Regions from separate parts of the Homo sapiens genome. Here region 1 is linked to region 2. Evidence: chromatin loops called from intact Hi-C (ENCODE). Cell type or tissue: A673. All regions are shown on one strand. Region 1 overlaps NDST4 (N-deacetylase and N-sulfotransferase 4). Region 2 holds the start of NDST4 (N-deacetylase and N-sulfotransferase 4).

Region 1 (2,500 bases), 120 kb before region 2:
GTATTTTGTTGCTTAAATGTCTCTACCATGGACAAAGTCATTTAGATATTTTTCACTTCCTCCTATTTTCCGCTTATCCAGGATAATGATGTGACCTATTTGCCAATATGATTCATTTTCTAACTTCGGAGCTTTTGCTTATGTGGAGTATTTTTCACTTCCACCAAAGCCCTATTGCAAAACTAGTATTCCCACTAACTAGTCCTCTTATAAACCCAAAACTTCCACAATGTTTTTCCAGATTATTTAAGAGGAGAAAATTTATTGTTTCATATTATTTTCTTTCTACTTCTCCTAGCATGTTTATATCAAGGAGACAGAATGAGAAAAAAACAAAAAGAGTTATGTTACCCAAGTTGCTAAAGGAAAAATATATCTGTCAGATAGGTGATAATATTATCAAAAATTCATAAACCCAGCTCTAAGGAGTATGAAACTTATCACTGTTTTAATTGGTTGGTGATTAATTTTTTTTTCAGTATGGCAGAACATAGCCTACCACATTGATGTCTAAGTAATCAGAATATTGAAGCATAAATATTACACCCAAGAAAGCTATGTAAATTAATTCAGTCTTGTATTGTTTTTGTGAAACTTTTCCTAACTTCCTGCAAGATAGTAAAGGCTTAGAGGGAAGGAACTTTTATTTATCTTCATGTTTCTCACATAAATAAACATGCACAATGCCTTATCTATAGTACAGACACAGAAGGTAATGCATTGAAGTGAATACTCCATTAGCTTGCTCTATACACTCAGAGAGAACTATGACTCATTATAAAAGAATTATGTTAGCGATGTTCTTTTCTGCCCACTCCAACCATCAAAATCCTGATTATAATAGACAAATAATTCCCCCTGGTTCTAGGGGTTTTAAACTTGCATCTTTTTGAAGAGGATTAAAGGATTTGTTGGAAATGACAGGCTATGTTGAAAATTATATGTAGTCTATGATACACAGGCATATATAATATGTTGTGGTAGTCATCTCTAGGTATCCTCCACTGATGACAACTTCTAAGTAGTATGGCTAATGGAATCATTTTGCTTTATACTGGATTCCTATACTTAGAGGACCTAAGGATTAATCACTTCCACCAGTGGTTCTTATCCCTTGCCTGCTTTCCTGTCATGCCCTCTAGTTTCAGAATTCTTGCAGCTGTCCACAAAACTTGGTGTTTGCTTTGCTAAATGCAAAAACGGATGCTTCACACTGTAACTTTCTCTTTGTCTATCCCCAAAGTGAGCATCCTATATCTACAGCCTCTTCTGGAGATTAGCTTTTTTCTGCATGCTGTGTGCTATGATAGAGGTTTTCTAAAACCTGTTTTAGTGGAAAGAATCACTTCCAGCTTAGAATCCAAGTTGAAAATGAATTCCCCAAAGTGCAGAGATGAGGAGGTCATGGCTCACACTGTGCAACCCCATTAACTATTCCCTGGGGAACAGATACTCTGGAGTAGCACATACCTCATGCCTTTGATGAAGGCCTTAGGGAAACATTGTTTTTAAAAGAAAACAGATTCTGGGCAAGAATTAAAAGCAGTCTCATACCATAAGTGCTAGAATTCAGGCTTTTAAGCCTCATTGCTCTCAGATACATCATCAAAGTGACATTGCTGATACAGGAGCTTTTGTGGTCTGACTATAGTTTTGCAATTAGAGAGTTTCCTTTTTTAATATGCCCCTAAACTTTATCAATAGAGTATTTGGTGGTCTTGCTTCCATTTCCCTGGGAAACTGCTTCATGGTATGTTATATTTTTCCTTTTTGGCAAAGGACTCTTGCTGGTAAATAAATTCCCTGTAGACCTTGGGCTTGAATTTGGCTTGCCCTTTTCAGAGGAGTTACCTCATCCACCAAGCCTCATGATTAGGCGTGACTTGTGATTTCCCCCTATTGTGTGGCCTAAACTTTGGGTCGAGTTGAAAATGCATCTTGTTTATCTCATATCATAATCACACAAGATTGAGAAAGTAAACTTCATGAAGATGAGGTCAAGGTCTATTTTGTTTGCTGTTATATCACAAATACTGGGCACAGCTTCTGGAGTGAATTAGGTACATGATGCATATTTGTTAATGAATGGGTGGATTCATATATCTATTTTTTACTTATTTGCTTCACTGAGATATTTAATTAGTTGTGCGTTTTTGTGAATGCCTATAGGTTTGGCTTCCATAGGAATTAGCAGGTAATAGAACAGCTGTTATGAAGCACTGTGGATTTAATCATAAGCAGTCTTGCTTCTGAGTCCTTGTAGGAGCTCTAGATTTGTATCCTGGTCCGCTGTGTACTAGTGGTGTGACCATTTAGATTCTCCTTCACCTCTCAATTCCATTATTTGTAAAATGAAACTAATACTCATATCTACTTCCTACTTTATGAGAAATAATTGAGATGCTACATAGTAACTTCTTAGGATTGATTCTGCTTGCACAGAAAGTGCTCCATAAAAGCAAGTGATTAATATTATCATCATAAATTTAAAAGTTTATTA
Region 2 (2,500 bases):
TCTCTAAAGCAGACCATTAGTACAGAGCATGCCTATAAATCTCAGGTCCAAAAAACAGGAGTTCCCATCTTCGGTAATTTGAATGCCATGTTTTCAGTAACACTTATTAGGGAAACATTTATAACCCTACAGTTAACTTTGGATGTTGAGTTTGTAAAATTGGTGCTTTTAATATGAAAAGGCTAAAGTTGTTATCAAATAAGATATTTCCTATGCAAATGTTCCGGCAACTGTTTAAATTTTATCAAGTTGTATCTCTTTTTTTTTATGTACGACTGTATTTTCTACTTACGTGCAAATATAACTTCTATAAAGCATGATGACAGGTAAGCACACACATGCGGAAAAGGGAGATTGAATTTGGTTTTAAGATATTATCTGCTTCTACATAAATCTTTCACAAATAAAACTTTATTGTGTCCGACTTGTTTACATAGCTAAGCAACGCATATTCATTTATGATACACACCTCGATTTCAGCAAATTAAGCAGTAACTTACCTAGAGAAGCATTTCAATATTTTGTCTTTTTCTAACTTGAATTTATCCCGTGTTAGAACATGAGATATCCAGTATTCAGGTTCACTTGGCTCCAGGTTAATTAGAAGGAGCTTTCAGTTCATGCAATCTGCCTCAACAATATTCCAAGAGCACTCTCTAGCTCCAGTCTTAGTGTCTGAACTCTTCCAGCAGAGTCCTTTTATTTATACACACATTGTCCTTTTCAAAACAAGCAGCCAGCTGGAATGATTCAAACCTCTGTTCAGCACACCGTTAAAATGCAGCTTCCTTCTTGGACACGAGAATTACACCAGGGAGCAGACCGAGTACAGCAAAAAGGCTATGAGAACTATTTAATCACCGGAATACCAGCTGCTCCTGCTCTGCTGTTGCTAGTGCTGCTGTGCCTCTTGTTTAGCTGTAGTCGGTCTTTCCCTCCCTCCCTCTCTCTCACATCTCCAGAACTATAAAGGCAGCTTTGCCGGATTATGATTGGCAGAAACAGCCAATTCCTTCAGCTAATCATCCTCAAGACTTTCAAGGACCTGGAGCTGTTGTGATGTCATCCAGTCAGTGGGATGTTACACATGAATACATTCCAACAGAAGCTAATTCAGCGATGGGCTGCATTCCGCTCACACCGCGGTGATTGATTAGATGCTCCTTGAAGATTTGCATAATCTTTCATTGTACAGTTCGACTATTTCCTATGAAATTTGAGGATAGAATTCCACTTTGCAGCTATGACACTGTTCCACGAGATTCTATTGGACAAAATAAGAAAAGTTCAAAGCAGGATTTTCTGCTGTAAATGTGTGCCAGTTAAACACAAAAATTACAAACTCAACAAAAGCCAACAATGAGCAATAGGAAACTCGGACAAGTATTAGTAAGCTACATAGTCCTGAAGTTAATAACAGCATTTTAGACCATGATAAATGTTAGAAGAAAAGAAAGAGTATGTGCGTGTGAATTTATTGTGTGCATTGTTTTAGTAATTAAGGTAAACTACTGGATTATTATGGAAAAGTTCTTTTCTATGTCTCTTTTCTTCTTTTTAACGTGGCAATATAAGTTGAAAATTACCTGCTCTTTGTTTTCTATTAATTCGTGTAAACACATAAAGATATTATCAAGTACTTTTATATACATTATGTAAAGTTCTTTAAACTTATTCATTAGGATATATGTAAAAGTAAAAGTAAAGTGCTTTCAGGTACTTCTCCTCATTCCAGACTACATGATTCCCTGGGCTTTTCTTGCTTTAGTACATCCCTTAGTTTCTACCATTTAATTTAGTGGAATAAGATAGGCTAATGAGAATTTGGTTCAACACCCCTAATAGGTTGCAGAACAGAACTACAAGCTTTTCTCAACTCCAAGTCCTCCTCAGGTATATGGGTGTCTTTGGTTGTACGTAGTAGTTCCACTTGAAATACTGGTGTGGTTTCAATGAAATCCTCTATAAGACTGGAAGGTAGGGGTAGGAGGGAGTCCTTCAAAACTCAGCATTTATTGATGATGTGGTCTTTCAGAAGAATAATTTTAATGCATCCAGGATTACTAGTATTATTATACTGCACAAGGTTTTGAGGGTTAGCAAGCCATAGACATATGCCATACAGAGAATAGGGAAAAAAAATCTAGCAAGTTAGAAAAAATATTTACCAGTTATTCATAAGCAATAAATAAAACCTAGTAACTCATAGGTCATGTATCAGTTAGTTTTTCAGGTGCACAGGCTAAAATATATTAAAGAAAAAATTTATATTTTAAAAATAATTAAAGCGTTCAGGTACTTCTTACTACCTTTTAAAACATTTGGAATGCAAAGATGCATTGAAGTCAAGTCAGAATTTTCAGAGTGATACACATCAAAATTCAAAATGGATAAATAAACTGCAGTTAAATATTTCAAAGATGTCATAATAAAATAATTATTACTAGAGTAGCATCATGGGAAACACTAACAGTTGATAAATAACATAAAATAGCATAAA

Evidence for each region. A loop is a pair of places that touch in the nucleus more often than their neighbours do. Peaks named below come from ENCODE experiments on the same cell type or tissue, not always from the same donor. Only the 100,000 strongest peaks of a DNase experiment are listed, where the experiment ranks them.
Region 1: it touches region 2 in a loop (6-fold over the local background); 1 of 110 quality-filtered maps calls a loop at or near these places.

The regions. Positions count from the first base shown.
Region 1 is chr4:114,997,022-114,999,521 of GRCh38, forward strand. All of the region lies in intron 2 of NDST4 (N-deacetylase and N-sulfotransferase 4), which reads right to left. Among named protein-coding and RNA genes, the nearest start is that of NDST4, 120 kb to the right of the region's middle. In A673, no CTCF peak of the experiment used is centred here; DNase peaks (open chromatin) are centred at 800 and 1,420; H3K27ac peaks cover 950 bases.
Region 2 is chr4:115,112,944-115,115,443 of GRCh38, forward strand. It overlaps NDST4 (N-deacetylase and N-sulfotransferase 4), which reads right to left and starts at 677. Exons shown (of 14, transcript NM_022569.3): 1 at 501-677. In A673, no CTCF peak of the experiment used is centred here; a DNase peak (open chromatin) is centred at 1,078; H3K4me3 peaks cover 1,971 bases; H3K27ac peaks cover 2,202 bases.